3 separate regions of the Mus musculus genome follow, and regions 1 and 3 are each linked to region 2. Evidence: chromatin loops called from intact Hi-C (ENCODE). Cell type or tissue: heart. All regions are shown on one strand. Each heading gives the region's core, and the rest is flanking DNA. Links, peaks and the distances in the headings are about the cores only.

Region 1 (6,020 bases), core at 1,817-4,316, 82 kb after region 2:
CTCAGGTGGTTTGTCACAGGCAGGCAAACCTGATTCTTACATCTCCCTTAAAGAGTTGTGTGAGGGCTTTTAAAGAGCCATTTTCAGTACACAGAGCACAAGCCAGGCTACCACAAGCTATCTACCTTCGAGCCTCCTCCTCTACAAAACACCAAAAGATAGGATAAAATTCAGCTCCAAGAGTGACTAAACCACCATAAGAGGGATCTGAACCTCTATTTTTTGAAAAAATTTTTACAGCTACACAAATTTCCAAAACCAGCAGAGGTGCTTACACATTCACCAGGGACCAAATACAAAAAGTTCGGAAAGTGACATGAGGCTATTGACCATGGGATATATTTGATATATTTGATATATTGACCATGGGCTATATTTGAAATTACCTGACTGCAACCTTTGGGAGAATGTTTCTTCAAGAGTTACAAAGAATGGAAACGCAGGAGCGTCCCTGTGAGTGCAACCAGCGCTGTGGCAATGGGGAGTGGGGGGGGGGGCTGTCTCCCTGACTTATCAGAAACTTGAAGAATGAAATTCACTGACAACGCTTGAGGAATAATTTTATTACTACAGGTAGAAAGCTGACAGAATAAAGATGAAATACAGCAGAAAGCAGAATTCCGGAGAGGTTCCCCAAGAGAAGAAAATCAAATTCTTTGAGCTTATCTAGGGACTTCTTATAGGACTCAACACAGACAGTGGACCAACACTGAGGTAGATTATCTGAGTATGGGAAAGTTGAACATTGGAAGGCACATAGTCTATGCACAGTCACCTGGTCCAATCAGGGAGCTCAAAAGCTGTTTATGCTTGCCTGGTTAGGGCTGGTTGAAGCCCTTCTCTGTCCATCTCTGACTTCTGCCGTTATTAGCTCTTGACCTTGTCTGTCTGCTGGTAAGTGTTGCACTACTCCAACCTTGCACGGTCTGGCTAGTCTTGGAGCTTTCTGGGGTCGGCTAGTCATGTTATTTATCCTCTCTTTGGTTCTGCCTTATGTCATTAGCTCTAGCGTGACCACGGGCCTTTTTCCTTTTCTGTCTATGGAGAGTTAACAGTTATCACAGCTACCAAGACATAGCTGTGGTTTTTCTTGGTTACCTCATATTTAGCTTATAGTAGGTGCAGTCTGGAATAGGATTAGGTCATGTTTTTTTTGGTTTTGGGTTTTTGTTTTTTGGGGTTTTTTGGTTTGTTTCTTTCTTTCTTTTTTTTTTTTTTTTAGAAGCCACCCTTAAAACTTAGTCAGCTACAATTAGCTCCATTAGAAGCAAGACTCTGTTAATGAGCCACAAGGCCTTGTTTGTCTTTCTTGGGGAAGGAGCTTCGGAGAAGCCTGTCTACCTGCCAACCCTGACCCAACTTAGCTGTCTCTCGCCCAGCTGCAAGCCCTTTTCTCCCTCTATTCCCAACTCTAACATGCCTGCTCTCTCTTTCTACAGAGCAGTTGCCCTTGCTTTTGTAACACGTCTATTTACGAAACCTTTCCAAAAAACCCAGTTTGCTTGAACTTTCTCTCTCAGCTGAGCTGGAAAACACCAACTCCCTGCCCATTGACTCATTCTAGGAAACCTTTTCAGTTAAGGACAAATGGTTACACATCTTGACAAGGAACCGGACGAGCGCAGAGCTGGTGGTGCAGGCAGGCCCTGATTCCCAACATTTGGAAGGTGGGGGCAGGAAATTCAGGCCATCCTTAGCTACATAGAAAATTCAAGGTCAACTTGAGAGTGAGGAAACCTTATCTCAAAACAACCACCACCACCGGCACCGCTACCTGGAATGTAATTAAGGAGCAGAATCAGTCTGGTTTCAGCAGAAGTGGCTCCAGGTTCCACAAAGACTAGAAAGAGGCTTGGAAGGGGCGTAAGGAGAGTAAGGGAATAAGGGCTTGTTTGGCATGGATCAGTAGAATGACAGTTCCCTGATATGCTTTGGCACAATCCAGACTTTTGTAGCGGTATCTTTCCCAATCTTTCTTTTTAAACACGATTTCAACACGTACCAAGTTGTAAGACAAGATTAATCATTATGCATCTCCCGTACTTAACAAACGCTAACGGGCTTATCACAGAGGCTCTCTCTAAGAGAACCAGGAACACTTTAAGCTGTAACAGCAAGTCCAGGGAGGCCTAAAAGCCACAAAGCCAGAGCCACAATCAGAACCAATGCACGCATTTACCACCCAGAACCCGAACCGGATGGCACCTACTGTGATCCTGGAGCCCGCGGGTGGTTGCCTTTGTGACCAGCCGGTGCACATCGCTGTGCGCGGCCTGGCCCCGGAGCAGCCCGTCACGCTGCGCTCTGTCCTGCGCGACGAGAAGGGCGCGCTCTTCCGAGCCCACGCGCGCTACCGCGCGGACTCCCACGGCGAGCTGGACCTGGCGCGCACGCCCGCGCTGGGCGGCAGCTTCTCGGGGCTCGAGCCCATGGGGCTGCTCTGGGCCATGGAGCCCGATCGGCCTTTCTGGCGCCTGATCAAGCGCGACGTGCAGACGCCCTTTGTGGTGGAGCTGGAGGTGCTGGACGGACACGAGCCCGACGGCGGGCAGCGGCTGGCGCGGGCGGTGCACGAGCGTCACTTCATGGCCCCCGGGGTTCGGCGCGTGCCGGTGCGCGAGGGCCGGGTGCGCGCCACGCTCTTCCTGCCCCCAGGTGAGCAGCCTTCCCTCCTGTGCTTGCAGCCCGGGATGCTTCAGGGGTGCAGCGCAAGGGCCCCTTCTTCCCTGTCTCCCACACTTTTCAGGGGGCTCCCTGGAAAAGCCTTAAGGACTTGGGTTCATGGCTAGGTGAGTCGTGTCCTGAAGTGAATGAAGGTCACCGCAGGAGTTTAGGACCTTAGAGCATCCGAGTTCCCCCAAAGCCCTGTAAGCTAGAAATCTGCACTCTGATAGTAAGACCTATGGGTGGTTGTGCAGGGGTTCGCGTTTGACATCTGTTGCTCAAGAACAGCCCTTCAGGCAAAGTCAGCGCAAGCACTGGGTGACTTTATGATTTGCAGGGCTTTGGCGCCACCGCTCAGAATCTGGAATCTGAAAGTGCGCGTGTGGCCTGTCAGAGAGTTTTGTTTCTTAGGTGATTTTGATGTAACTCTTTCCCAGGGTAAAAGAGCCACAGCTTTGAGAAAGACTTAAGTACAGAGAATCTCAGAGTGCTGTTCCAGGGGATTTGGTCAACTGTTTCATATCCCTTTAAAATGCCAACAGAAATGGCAGTTTAGTGAGGGTCTGAGGATTAAGAAAGTAGTACTTATAGAATAGGTAAAATTTAGTTTTGCAAGTTTGTCTGCCGTCATATAGCTCTAGGATAGGGAAGCGATGTGGAAAACCGAGACTGTGGTTCTTTGGTTAAAAACTTTAAAATGCTTTAATGCGTTTGCTTGTTTACATATTTAAATAGCAACAAGCAAAGAAATCAAGAACTCAAAGTTTTCCATAATAAAAAGTCTCTCTTCCGTGGGAAGTTATTATTACAGGCCTCATAGGCAACTGTGTTTCCTTTCAGTTTTTAGTCTAAAGGCCTAATTTGCCTCCCAATCAGAACACTTTTTAAAAAAAAAATATTTATTTATTTATTTTATTATATGTAAGTACACTGTAGCTGTCTTCAGACACACCAGAAGAGGGAGTCAGATATCATTACATATGGTTGTGAGCTATCATCATGTGGCTGCTGGAAATTGAACTCAGGTCCTCTGGAAGAGCTGCCAGTGCTCTTAACCACTAAGGCATCTATCCACCCACACCCACCTCCACACCCCCCCCCCCAAACCCACTATTTTTAAAGGTCGATTTTCCTAAGGACCCTGTAATGCTTCATTTACAAACCATTGTCTTGTTCATTGCAGTTTACAATCCTTTGGGCGGTCCTCATTCTCCTCCCTGCCCCACAGCCCCTGAGACCTGGGGTCCCTTTCCTATCATCCCCTGACTTTCATATTGTATTCAGTGAACCAATGCAAGCCCCTGGGTCCGGCTTCACTTGTTTGTTTGGTTGTTGTTTTTCGAGACAGGGTTTCTCTGTGTAGCCCTGGCTGTCCTGGAACTCACTCTGTAGACCAGGCTGGCCTCCAACTCAGAGATCTGCCTGCCTCTGCCTCCTGAGAGCTGGGATTAAAAGCGTGCCCCCACCACCCGACTCCAAAAGCTTCACTTTTAAAAGCTGCCAGAATGTTCTTTTGATGTAGCAGGTCCACCTCCAGGATACTCTCTTGCTCAAATTCTGAGTGTTTGTGGTATCTAAGAAAACAACTCAGATGCCCAGGAGAGAATAAAGTGTTTCTATCTATAGCCAGCTTTCCAGACGCTCTGAGACCATCAAAAATGAGGTGAATCCAAGTGTAGTGGTGGAGGAGGGTGGGCTGGTGTGAAGGATATATTGGTGTGTGAAAAAAAAATTCAGGAATGTAAGATGTCAGTGTTCTTAGATCAATAGTTTTGTATTTATAAACAATATACATAACCTGGGCATGTAATTGGTACACAGAGTCCTAGCTCCTGGGCTTTACAGAATTTAACAGCACTGTAATATAAAGAAGAAAGGCATCAACTTCAAGGATCAGTAAATTACCATGTATTCCTTGGTGTGTGACCCAGGATACAAAGCACATCACCCAGTTGGGAATAAAAGCAACCATCTGGAGTCTTCAAAGTTAACACTCTGCTACATTTAACTTAGTTAGTCACGTGGTTCTCTAGCATGCCGGAGCCCCTTCCTTCAACCCCAGCAATGGGGAAGCAGAGGCAGGAGGGTCAAGTTCAAGGTTATAGAGACCAGCCTGGGCTATGTGACACTGTTTCTAAATAAATAAATGCATTTTACACCAATTAAAAAATATCCTAGGAGATTATAGCCAATGTAGAAGAAATGTAGCTGCCATTTGTTGGTGTTGGTGGCAACTGACAATGATAAGCCTTGGACACAGAAAGTATGGACTTGTCCGGCAGTGATGGCGCATGCCTTTAATCCCAGCATTTGGGAGGCAGAGGCAGGCGGATTTCTGAGTTGGAGGCCAGCCTGGTCTACAGAGTGAGTTCCAGGACAGCCAGGGCTACACAGAGAAACCATGTCTCGAACACCCCCTCCCCCCCCCCAAAAAAAAGAAAGTGTGGACTTTGCAGGAGAATCTGTTTTCCAGAGGAGTCCAAGATGGCCAGTGATGGTTTGATATCACAAAACCTGGGCGCTCAAGCCACCCAGTTCTGAGATGCAAGGTTCCAAAAAAGATGCTGTGTTGCCAAAATAGGAAAGAGACTTAGTCTGAGCCATTGGTTCAAGAACATATGGTGCCTTGCCACTCTGTCCCGGTGCTGGCCACTCAGGGCTGCTCCACATTTAACCCTGTGCTGCCGACCTCAGAACACCTGGGTCACCCACAGGACTGTGTCTAGGCCACCGAGGGAGGGCAGATCCCCCATCTGGCAGTTTTAGGAAAGGTAAGGTCCTAGATCTCCAGGAATACACCACCCAACAAAGCGTATTTTTAAAAACAGAAAGAGACTTGGATGTTCCACATCTTTCTTCCTGCCCCCCTTTCATTAAAGAATAAGATACCAAGGCATTTGGAAACTAAGTCTGAAAGAGAGTGGTAGGTTTTTTTTTCTTTCTTTCTTTCTTTCCAAGGAACTGGACCCTTTCCTGGAATCATAGACCTTTTTGGAATTGGAAGTGGCCTTCTGGAGTATCGGGCGAGTCTGCTGGCTGGGAAGGGCTTTGCCGTCATGGCTCTGGCTTATAACAACTACGAGGACCTCCCTAAGGACATGGACATTATCCACCTGGAGTACTTTGAGGAAGCTGTGACCTACCTGCTCAGTCACCCTCAGGTTGGCTGTTACAGTATTTTGGTTTAGCTTGTGGAGTCCTAAATGCCTCGAGCCAAAGTTGGATCTGTAACCTAGTTAACTTGAAGGTTTATAATAATATTTAGTGCTTTCCAAATCTATAGAGCAAAGGTTCCTTACCTGGGATCATCTCAGGGGGCCATGGGAAGGTTGATTCCTTGGAGTTTGAATTGCTCA
Region 2 (6,020 bases), core at 2,051-4,550:
TTTTTTTTTTTTTTGAGACAGGGTTTCTCTGTATAGCCCTGGCTGTCCTGGAACTCACTCTGTAGACCAGGCTGGCCTTGAACTCAGAAATCCGCCTGCCTCTGCCTCCCAAGTGCTGGGATTAAAGGTGTGCGCCAGCATGCCCGGCATGGGTAACACTTCTGATCTAGCTAAGAAATGCAGCTGTTCTTCCCATGGAGATTGGGAAGGCCATAGGGAGGCAGGAGGAAGTCCCTAAAACAGATGAATTAGGCAGTGGGTTGTTTACATATAGAAGGCCCGACTAGTCAGCGTTTCCTCAAGTCAAGGAACAGCTAGCTTATCCAGAGAGGTCAGTGACCTCTCACCTGACAGCTGTTAACCCCAGCATGGTGAGGCCTGGAGGCCACCGTGCAGAAGTCCGAAGCATGACATGCAGGGGTGACTTAAAAACCGAACCTTACAAAATGAACTTAGCTTTTGTTATGTCATCTTCAATAGTAAAATGCTATATAGGAGGCCATTGTATGTTATATTTGTCTTTCTTGGTACAATCCAATCAAGGTCTTGATGTGTTGGGCAATCATACTACCATTGGACTAGACACCTAGGCCTTAAATCATTGGCTAGTCATGCATTAACTGTAGTATTAACAGGGTGAGGGGGCTATTTCAATGCATGTGTGCAGCACTGCATCGATCAAACCCACTGCCTTTATCCACTTTCTGCCTTCCACCACTAACCTCTAGTAATCTCTCCTCACCTCCAGGTTGATCTTTTAATTATAGTTTCCACATAGAAACATGGGGTGGGGGTGAGGGTGGGGGTGGGGTCTTGTCTTTTAGTTGTAGCTTATTTTTATTTTAGTTAAGATACTATCTCCGCTTTCATCCATTTTAGGACATGGTTTATAGACTGCATCCGTGAAAGCTTACACCAGGTACCAGTTCATGGCACCAGTGTTGTAAAAGTACCTAGGAAGAACTAAATCTTCATGTGCCTAACAGAGACTCAAAGGCAAAATAGCAGACATCCCAGCATTCCAGTGAGAAGAAGACAGAGAACTGTCGGTGAGGTCACCTCTGTCCCACATCCCAGGTCACAGGTGGCTGTTACTCACCCTTTATGAGGGCTGTCTGCATGATGTCTCGGGCAGTGGGATTATGCGATTGTATGCAATACTGGCATACTGCGGCCGCCATCCTCACGTTGGGATTTCTGTGAGAAAGAGCATCCTCTAGAACAGGCAGGAGGACCTCTGGCAAATCCACAATGATTGGCTCTGCAATCAAAAAGATGGCTCCAGTCCTTTGCTTTTCTCTCAGACAGCTTCCTGACCAAGGTCGGCCTTACATCTAAGGCTTTCTAAATCACAGGTCAGATGGCTGCCTCCAGTGGGCAGGATTTTATGCCCAAGGGACACTCGTGCTGATACACCAGTTTTCAGTCTTTTATCATCTTGTCTCTAGTACCGAAGCCAAAACATATTTCCAGCTAGTTACAGTAACCTCCATCATTCATCTTAGTAACAACACCAGCCCATTTACCCCATCATAGCAATTATACTTATGCTTTGCCACTTCACATCGTCCAATTCAGTATTTCAACTCAGGTTGAATTTGTGCCCAGGTAGATATCACTGCAGAATCCAACAGGGGGTCTTTTCGCTTTAACTGTACACTGATTCTTGCCATAAGCATTGTGCTGAGAAGGATGGGAGGAGCTCACCCTTGTCAGGGCAGCAATGCCAGGCATTCCTTTCATCTGGGGCCTTCTTTTTTTTTAAACTTGGGAATTTTTTTCCTTATCTTTTATTATAGGTGTTTTGCCTGCATGTATATCTACACACCACATACATGTAGTGCCTGTAGTCTCCAGAAAGGGCTTTGGATCCTCTGCCATGTGGGTGTTGGGAATCAAGCCTAGGTCCCCTGGAAGAACAGCTAGTGGCCTTAACCATTTAGCCATCCCTCCAGGCCTGCCTGGGGTCCACGAAGCTGTGGAGAATTCCATAGTGTTCACTCTGGACGAATTTATGCTCCACAAGTATAATAGCTCTTTAGCAACTCCATTGGTACAAGTTAGGGTCTGGGGGGGAGGGCATGCATGTAGTAGGGCATCTGAGGAGGCCCAAAGGATGGTATTGGTCAGGTATCTTAAGTTTCATTTATAGTTTTGTCCAGCTGTGGTGGGATTTATCAGTTGGGGCTTGTTTTTATCATAACAATTTGGCCTATAAACATAGAAAAGCATTTTGTCTCAGTTGTAGAGCATTTGCTTTGAAGGCACGACGTGTTGGATTAAGTCTCCAGCACTAACGGTGAAAACAACAGACGCTTAGAGAAGAGACGGGCACTGAACTGAAGTCTAAATTCTTATGCTGAAGGAGAAAGGCTTGTCACCTCTTTGCCCACAAGTATCTTCCCAAGAAACAGCAGAGCTCTGAGTGGTTTTATACTTTTCTTTCTTTCTTTGTTTTGTTTTTAAGGGTCTCCAAAGCCCGAGCTAACTCCTGACCTTGCTGCCTCTCCCTCCCAAGGGCTAGTATATAGGCATATGCATCCACATTCTGTCCATCTGCCTTTTCCACTTAGGTTGTAGGCCCGTATGCAGACTGCTAGTTGAAGACCCTTGATCTCTGAATCCAAAATCTGAAATATTCCAAATACAGACATGACCCCCCAACAGGTGGGATCTCCACATCTATCCTCATGTGACAGGTTCAATAAAAATGGAGACCCAGTTTAAATATTGTATGAAATTACCTTTTGGAGATTACATGTGTGTGTATACATACAGTCTAACATTTCATGTAAATATATGATGCACACATTCTGGGGCTGGAGAGATGGTTCATCAGTTAAGAGCACTTACTGCTCTTCTGAAGGCCCTGAGTTCAAATCCCAGCAACCACATGGTGGCTCACAACCATCTGTAATGAGATCTGATGCCCTCTTCTGGTGTGTCTGAAGACTTACATATAACAATAAATAAATCTTTGGGCCAGAGTGAGCAGAGGTCCATAGTTCAATTTCTAGCAACCACATGATGGCTTACAGCCATCTGTACAGCTACAGTGTACTCATATACGTAAAATAAATAAATAAATCTTTTTAAAAAGTCTATTGAGTATTTAAAAAAAATAAAGTTATTTTCGTTGAGTTAGTAATAGGATTGAAAGATACACACGCAGGCCCTGTGTAATCTAACTGTGATAACAGTTGTGAGGATAAAGGTGCTCTTGTATGTCCATTCACGTGCCACATGATGTCTCGGTCCACGACAGATCACACATACCATAGCAGTCCCATAAGATGTGTCTAGTGACACTGCAGCTGTCTCATGTAAATACTTCTTACTGTGTCTGCACAGGGATGAGACTGTATGGTGATACATCGCTCAGAACACATCCCTGCCAAGTGCCACAGACTGTATGCAGCTTTGGGTAATATCCATTACCCAAAGAAACAAGAAAAAATAAGAAATTATGTGTAGAAACTTCTAGCAAGCTTCTCAGAGAAATTGGTGTCTCTGCTGTAGACCTAAGGGTTGTTGGGTGAGGACAAACTTTTCCAGTAGAGGGAGCTGCAAACTTGAAAACCTGGAAGATGCAGATGTGTTGGTAGAGTGCTTGCTGGAGGACACATGCAGGTGTGTGGCTTAGGGCTGGCCATCAATCAAACAGTGACATCTGGGGAATGCCCATGGCTCCAAGTCCATAAACAGGAAGAAAGTGGAGGAACCTTTAAAAGCTGACAAGTTGGAAGAGGTACAGCCAGTCCCAGCCCCTCACTGTAGGTAGGGATAGCAGAAGTGGAAGCAGGCAGTCACTGTCCAACCACGGGTGAGGAGAGGCTGAGCTTGGGATGTCTTCGCTCAGAGAAGGAGCAAGCTGGCCCAGGTTTCTAGCTAATGACTCTGAGAAGGCACATTCGATACAGAGGAGTGGATGGGTTTCTAACATTTCATCACCAGGAACCTGTATTGTGTAATCATCTTTGGTAGGTTGCAATTTTGACTATAGTAGAGGGGAGGTTTTCATACCTGTTATTGCCAATAAGGAGAAGTGATATCAACATTATTTTCCCTAAAAGATTACAAACTGCAAAAATGGAAAAATTCTTAATTCATTTTTAAGATTAAAATCTATCAAATCCATTTATGTATTTTTTCTTTCCCCTTCCTACTTTTCTTTTCTCTCTCTCTCTTTTTTAAAGATTTATTTATTTTATTATATGTAAGTACACTGTAGCTGTCTTCAGACACTCCAGAAGAGGGCGTCAGATCTTGTTACAGATGGTTGTGAGCCACCATGTGGTTGCTGGGATTTGAACTCGGGGCCTTCTGAAGAACAGTCAGTGCTCTTAACCATCTCACCAGCCCCCTTCCTACTTTTCTTTGCTGAGGCTTAAACCTAGGGCTTTGTGCATGCCAGGCTGGCACTCTACACCTGAGTTACACCCTCCATCCTTGTCTTTTTCTGTATGAGTATTTTGTTTGAATGTATGTACATGTAGCACATGTGTGCCTGGTACCAATAGAGGCCAGAAGAGGTTATCAGATCCAGATGCCCTGGAACAGGAGTACAGACATTGTAAGCTGCCATGTGGGTGCTGGGAACAGAACCTCTGTAAGAACAGCCCATGGCCATAACCACTGAGCCATCTTACCAGTCCACAGGCCATTAGGTTTTTTTTTTTCTTTCTTTCTTTCTGTTAGGAAATGTCAAGGTGGGAAAACATAGACTTTATTGCAAGCCACTGAGCAAACATAAGGGCTGCATGTATTACAGAAAGCCCTTGGAGTAGAGAGTATGCTCAGCTCCAGAGGCCTGGAGCCCAACACTGAACTAGATCCAGCAGCCACAGTCTCGGCTCTTGAGATGAGCTGTGCAGGCAGACTCTAGGCCGTGGTTTCTACATTTGGAAAATGAGCTCAGGTTATCTCTAAGGCCTCCTTCAGATCAGATGGTCCCAAGCAGCCAAGCAGCTCAGTCTGGCTCTCACCTGAGTTCTCCGGTGTGGTGGCAATCCGGGGCCTTTCTAAAGCTGCGGTAGCACACGTGATGATGGCCTGGACCCTAATGTCATCGTACATGCTTTGTATGCCCCGTAGTAGGTTCTCCACTGTCTCGTGATACCATTCAATAACTATGTCATAGGAAGAAAATATGAAAGAGAACCACCTAGTTAGGGTTACATGTTACACAATAAATGGGAAGACAAGAAGTCCCTTTCCCTAGGGCATTGCAAGGAACACTTTAGCTCAGAATAGTGAATTCACAGATGGACTCTTTCGGCAAGTTATTTTTGTGGTGATTCATACACTTCTTGGGTAGTTCCGCCCAGTCTCATCTTATGTACGATTGCTCTGTACCTAAGTAACTTTTCTTGGAAGGTAAATGGGAATAAAATACAGTGTTTGACTGGTTATGGTGGCACACAGTTACTTAGTGTCCATCAGGCTAAAACAGGAAGGTCATAAACTCATGAGTTCAAGACCAGTCTAGGTTCCATAGTCGCCCATCTCAAAAACAAAACAAACAGGGTGATGGTTGAGGTGCTCAGTTGGTAGAGGCATTCAGCCTTCTACTTAATGCTCTTTGAAGGACAACAGATCCATGCTAACCCCATTTGCACAACTGAGTTTGTTCTACAGTCGGGTGCAGTTTCTTTTGACAGCCTCATATCTAATGCTGGGGGCTGTACCCAGGACAGGTCTCCTGTCCTGGATCGTTTATCCAGCATGTCTCAGACATGGTAAGACAGGGTTTCTGCCTGTGAAGTTTTCTCAGAGTGATTGTGGTAGGGGACCCCAAGAGCCAAAGAGAAGAAAACCAGGAAACAGCCACGTGGCCTGTTCAGTGTTCATAAGTAGTGTAAATCCACCACATCTCCCTCTTCTCCTTCCTTCTCCTCTCTTTCCACCTCAGCTTTTTTTTTAGTCTCAGTGTCCAGTAATCTAAAGTACTCATTCTTACAGAAGGTAAGTCACCTTATATGGGAGACAAATAAGCCAAAAAAAAAAAAAGTATAAAAAGC
Region 3 (6,020 bases), core at 1,321-3,820, 280 kb after region 2:
ACTAGTTCCCTCAAAACTGCTAATCCCTTTACTCAGGGGTGCTCTCAGCTCCCACCCTCCTGCCCATCCCTTTGGTTCAATTTCAGTTGCCTCTGTTTCCTGGGTTGTCACCTGCCTGGATTTCCCAGAGAGCAGTAACTCCCTCCTGGGCATTGTTTAAACCTCCTGATTGTCCCTTGCTCCTCCCTCGGAACTTGGCCAGCTAGCCACGACTGATCACCCCACCCAGGAAAATTCTCAGAGATCTAAGAACTGCCATGAGAAAGAGGGGCTCAGCCAGTGATTGAACACCCTTCAATCGTGTACTTATTTTAGTCCTTCCTGGCTTATTTATTTAATATTTTTGAGAGACAGTTAAAAACATTGGACTTGTAAAATATGACGGTTTTAGAAGAGCTAAAGGCTTGGGGCTGGGGAGATGTCTCAGTAGTTAAGAGCACAGCTGTTCTTTCAGGGACTCCGGGTCTGATGTTTTAGCACCCATATTGTGCTCACCATCTTCTGTAACTCCAGTCCCAGGGCTTCAGGGTCCTTCTGACCTCTAGGGACACTGTGGGCATACACAAGAGAGTGTAGGTACCCCGAGAAGCTAGAGGTGGGATCTCCGGTGCAGGTAGAGTCACAGGCAGTTGTACGCTGACAGGAGCTGGGAATTGAACTCTTTAATTTTTAATTTTTTAAGTTACATTTATTATTCATTTTGCTGAGGAGGGGTGCAGAAGTGCCCCTGCACCGGTATGGAGGTCAGAGTACAGCTTGCAGTTCTCTTCCACTATGTGGGTCCCCAGGTACAGAGCTCAGCTGATTATCAGCCTTGGTGGCAAGCACCTTTACCTGCTGAGCGCCCCCCATCATGTCTTTTATGTTTATAGGTGCTGGACACTGAACATAGGGCCTTACGTAGGTAAGTATTGGACCACATAGAGCTACTGTCCCCAGCCACAAGAGTTACTCACACTTAGTTTTGTGAAAGATACTCAGAATGTCAATAACCTTTGACATCCATTGTGTCAAAATCAAATACCTATGTAATAAAAGGCACATCCCAGGCTCCAGTCAGGCTGTGCCCAGACCATAACAGGCAGGCCTGCAGATGTTGACTTTGGAGGTGGTGTGAAGCTGGACAGTCTCCTCTGACCTCAGTCCTGAGGAAGAAGGAACACAGATGCAGAACCCTCAGGCAAGGCCTTGCCACTTGGTGAGCCATCAGCTCCCACAGGCCTGACCACCCTTCTGTGTCTACGGCTCCTTTTCTGCGGTTTTGGTTAATTCAGTTTTGCATCATCTGACACGAGCTTTGTGTCTGGACTTCTTCCTTATGTCTTTAAAGTTGATGGTAATATTTGTTTTTGTTTTTGTTTTTTTAGTTGTTGCTTTGGGTTTTTTTAAAAGATATATTTATTTTTATTTATATGAGTACACTGTCAGACACACCAGAAGAGGGTATCAAATCCCATTACAGATGGTTATGGGCTACCGCGTGGTTGCTGGGATTTGAACTCAAGACCTCTGGAAGAACAGTCAGTGCTCTTAACTGGTGAGCCATCTCTGCAGCCCCTGTTGCTTTGTTTTTGAAACAGGGTTTCTCTGTGTAGCCCTGGCTGTCCTGGAGCTTGCCCTGGAGACTGGGCTGGCCTCAAACCCAGAGACCTGTCTGCCTCTGCCTCTCCAGTGCTGGGATTAAAGGTGTGCACCACCACCTCCTGACTGGCACCATCATTTTCCGTTCCTAAGACTTTGTTTTTGTATGGTTCAACTCTTCAAACCTCAGCTTTCTGTTTCTTTGACCCTTTCTCAAAAGAGTCAGCAAATTCAATAATCAAACCTGCTTTTTTGTATGATTAAGTTTTCTGGAATATAGATTAGGCACCCCTGGAAGAATGGGACCCAAAGAATGATAATTTAAGTCTGATGTATCTTTTCATACAAAGTCATAACTTACATTCTTTTTTGAAAACTAGTCCTCAATGTGTAGCCCAGGATAGCCTCAAAACGATGGTCTCCCTGCCTCATTCTTTAAAGTGCTGGAATTATGGGCCAACAATTTATGCTTCTTGAACCAAACCACAAAAGAATGTAGTTAACAAGGGCTAAATTTACAGATTTCCTCAATGAGATAATTTACCTCCCTGGGGGGAAATGAGCTAAATCCTAGCCATACCAAATCTAGTCTCTCATAACACATACAACTCAAGGGCGACTCATTCACTCTTACAGATTTTTTTCTTTTTCTTTTTCCTTTTCCTTTCCTTTTTGATTTTCTTTTTCTTTTTCCTTTTCTTTTTCTTTTTCATCTTTTTCCTTTTCCTTTTCCTTTTCCTCTTCCTCTTCCTCTTCCTCTTCCTCTTCTTCTTCTTCCTCTTCCTCTTCCTCTTCCTCCTCCTCCTCCTCTTCCTCCTCTTCCTCCTCTTCTTCTTCTTCTTTGCAGACAAGGTTGAACTACCTAGCCCAGACTGGTGTCCTGCTTCTTGAGCTCCTGAGTGCTGGAATGATGGGTGCTGGCCACATTTGCTTTTTCTTTGGGTAATAATACTGTGTTTTTCTATTATATGCTTTAATAATACCATGTTGTTCTATTATATGCTTTAATAAAATTGTAGTGAGCATTATTTTACTGCAACAAGTCCTTATCCTAAATTCAAATGTATGTTCAGAATTTTTAGAACAAGCATCCAAAGGCAAACACTTGAATCTGTGCTTTGCAGAGTAACTTTAAAAATAAGCAGTCTCTAAATGGAGGCAAAGCAGGCAAGCTTCACGGGTCCTGCAGGTGGAGTCCAGCCCTACAATTTCAGGGCATGGGGCGCTTTGCCCAAGTGGACCACTCATGGTGCCTCTGCCCCCTTCTGGAAAAGTGGAGAAACTGCAGGCTCTGGCCACATGGTTCTTTAAGGCTAGGGACCCAGGAGAGATATTTGAGAACCCATTTGGAAAAATAGGCCTCATTGCTTAGAACTGTTCTGGAAGCACATGCCACGAAGCAAATAATCTTGATCCCTACCCATTTTTAAAAATACATATCTTGAGAAATTTAGTCAGACTTCGTGTAGGTATTTACATATATCGAGAGATGGTAGAAAATGTTGATTCTTTTAGAGCTCCCCACTCACATCTCTACATTGTATTGCATTGGCTTGTTTTGACTTTTTAAAAATCCTTTGATGCCCTGGAAAGCCCCTGAAAGACCCCACAAATTACTTCCTTATATTTGGGGAGCTTTTGTCTGTCTATGCTTGCCTGTTTTTCTATTATTGTTTTCTGTTCAATGTCCTTTACATTTTCAACACACACACACACACACACACACACACACACACACACACACACACACACACACACACACACTGCATAGCCTTGCCTGTCCTGGAACTCAGTCTATAGACCAGGCTAGTCTCGAACTCACCTGCCGCTGCCTCCCCAGTGCTGAGACTAACGGCATGGACCACCACTGTCTGGCTGAGCAAACACTCTTAACCACGGAGCCATCTCTCCAGCCCCTTTACACATTCTTATAAACTGTAAAACCCAAGTCATTCATATTAACCAATTCCTGTACTTTTGTGTGTGTGTGTGTGTGTGCATGTGTGTGCATGTATGCATGTGTGTGTGTGCACGTGTGTAAATCTGGAGGGCATAGGCAACCTTGTACAACTGGCTTTCTCCTGCCTTCATGAGAGCTCTGGAGATAGAACTCAGGCTTGAACTGAGCCATGTTGCTGCCCCTCTCTCTTCTGCCTCTTCTTCTTCCTGCTCCTCCTCTTCCTCCTCCTATTTCTTCTTCATTCTGTGTTCTTACTCATTTTGTGTTTTAGGGGTGCCATGGCACATGTATGGAGAGCAGAGAGCAATTTGTGGGACCTAGCTTTCTTCTTCCACCATGTAGGTCCTGGGGATAAAACTTAGGTGGTTGAGCTTTGAAGCAAGTGCTTCAATCCACTGAGCTACCCCACTGATTCCTTTATGCTTTTAAAAACTGTCTGTTCATGGTAGAAGTGGGTCATATGCACCATTTCCTCCCTGATGGGCCTGCTTGCTGTTTCTGTGTTCTGGCTTTTCTAAAATGCGGTGTTGATGCTCTTATCGATTTTTTTTTTTTTACTATGTAATCAGTAATAATATTTATTTTGTCCTTTTTACATTTTATACTTTAAGAGACTTCCCCTCAAGTCAGGTGTGGTGGCGCATGCCTATGATTCCAGCCCTTGGAAGGAGGAAACAGAAGGGCCAGGAGTTCAAGGTCACTCTCAGCCATAAGCAAGTTCAGGCTACCCTGGGCTACGTGAAACAGGCTATAGCCTGATGTGTGTGTGTGTGTGTGTGTGTGTGTGTGTGTGTGTGTGTGTGTGTGTGTGAGAGAGAGAGAGAGAGAGAGAGAGGGAGAGAGAGAGAGAGAGAGAGAGACCCTGTGAGCTGTCCTCTGTCTGCTGTGTGTGCTCTTGCCAATGACTGGCTGACTGAATAAACAAACAAGCAAATGAACTTAATTTTTAAAATCTTGAAAGACTTTTCTCCCTTAAGGTTATAATGTTATTTTCTCTCTCTCTCCCTCCCTCCCTTCCTTTCTCCCACTAATTATGGTTTTCCACTGCAGGCTTAGCTACTCCTGCTACACCACAGATTAAGTTTCTAAAGGAAGCCTTATTTGGCTCAGGGTTCTGGTTTAAGATTGAAGGGCTGGATCAGGTGATGGGCATTTTTGCCGTCAGAACTCTGCTATGAGCCTTGAGACAGAGGTCCTCACAGAGCAAGGGACAGGGAGCACGTGCCTGTGTGAGGCTCTCTCTCTCTCTGTCTCTGTCTGTCTGTCTGTCTGTCTGTCTCTCTTTCTCTCTCTCTCTCTCTCTCTCTCTCTCTCTCTCTCTCTGTGTCTCTCTTTCTCCTTAGGTGGCCATCAGCATTCACTCATAGGCCCTCGGCTCCATGGCTCTGTGTAATCCCAAACACCACCACACTAGAGTGAGATGAAATTTCCCCTTCATAATACCACATTACAGAGATTGAATTGTGTGCAGGTCTGCACAGGCGTGAATGCTATTCAGACAGCAGCAGCCATATTTCTCAGCTTCTCTGTCTATACTGCAAGTCACTATTCGTCCATGCAAGATACTTCTTGTTTGTTTGTTTATTTATTTATTTTTTTAAAAATAATTACTTTATGTGTAGATGTATGTATGTGGGCCTGAATGTATGCATGTGCACCACATACAGAGGCCAGAAGAGGGCATCAGAGCTTCTGGAGTTGAAGTTACCAGTGGTTGAAGCACCTGATGTGGGTGCTGGGAACTGAGCCCAGGTCCTCTGTAGGAACAGTGGGTGCTCTTAACCATCGGGCCACCTCTCCAGCCACTACTTGCTTGTGTCATTTCCAGGACTGCTTCCGTTTTCCCAGTATTATATAAGTACTTTACTGTTGTCAATTTTCTTTTATCAAATACTTATCCACACTGGGTTAACCAACTGAACATATCTAACTTTTGTTCTCTCTCTCTCTCTCTCTCTCTCTCTCTCTCTCTCTCTCTCTCTCTCCTCAATTTATTTTGAGACAAGGTTTCACTATATAGACCAGACTGGCCTTGAACTCACAGAGATCTGCCTGCCTCAGCCTCATGACTACTGGAATTAAAGTTGTGTGCCACAATGCCCAGTCAAACGAGTTATTTATTTATTTATTTAAAGACAGGGTCTTACTATGTAGCTCTTGCTGTCCTGGAACTCACGCTATAGACCAGGATGGCTTCAAACTTGGAGATCCATCAGCCTCTGCCTTATGAGTGGTGGGATTAAAGACATGCTCCACACCACACAGTGATTCACTTTTATTGTAATTAATTATGTGTATGTGTACCTTACATATGAGTGTGCACACGATGCAGGTGGAGGCCAGAGGCATTGGAGCTGGAGTTTAAGACAGCGGTGAGTCAGTCTATGTGGCTGCTGACTTGGAGTCTGCACAAGCAGTAGACACTCTTCATCACTGAGCCATCTCTCCAAGCTTCTTTTGTTATATTGAACCTATTAGT

What was found. Hi-C counts contacts between places; a loop is a spot of excess contacts. Peaks named below come from ENCODE experiments on the same cell type or tissue, not always from the same donor. Only the 100,000 strongest peaks of a DNase experiment are listed, where the experiment ranks them.
Region 1: a loop joins it to region 2, with 4 times the contacts of the local background. A loop is called at or near these places in 25 of 42 quality-filtered maps.
Region 3: a loop joins it to region 2, with 2.0 times the contacts of the local background. A loop is called at or near these places in 3 of 42 quality-filtered maps.

The regions. Positions count from the first base shown.
Region 1 is chr12:84,051,287-84,057,306 of GRCm38, forward strand. Acot3 (acyl-CoA thioesterase 3) reads left to right here and starts at 858. Exons shown (of 4, transcript NM_001346701.1): 1 at 858-894; 2 at 2,187-2,655; 3 at 5,623-5,825. The coding sequence starts at 2,199. Gm40474 (a long non-coding RNA gene) reads right to left here and starts at 2,491. Exons shown (of 3, transcript XR_872870.2): 1 at 2,210-2,491. In heart, for the core only: a CTCF peak has its summit at 3,021; no DNase peak of the experiment used is centred there; H3K4me3 peaks cover 1,217 bases; H3K27ac peaks cover 741 bases; H3K27me3 peaks cover 1,102 bases.
Region 2 is chr12:83,968,637-83,974,656 of GRCm38, forward strand. It overlaps Heatr4 (HEAT repeat containing 4), which reads right to left. Exons shown (of 17, transcript NM_001376939.1): 6 at 4,986-5,129; 7 at 1,100-1,261. Among named protein-coding and RNA genes, the nearest start is that of Heatr4, 13 kb to the right of the region's middle. In heart, for the core only: a CTCF peak has its summit at 3,555 (motif pointing right); no DNase peak of the experiment used is centred there.
Region 3 is chr12:84,246,573-84,252,592 of GRCm38, forward strand. No RefSeq gene overlaps it. Among named protein-coding and RNA genes, the nearest start is that of Mideas, 31 kb to the left of the region's middle. In heart, for the core only: no CTCF peak of the experiment used is centred there; a DNase peak (open chromatin) is centred at 2,829.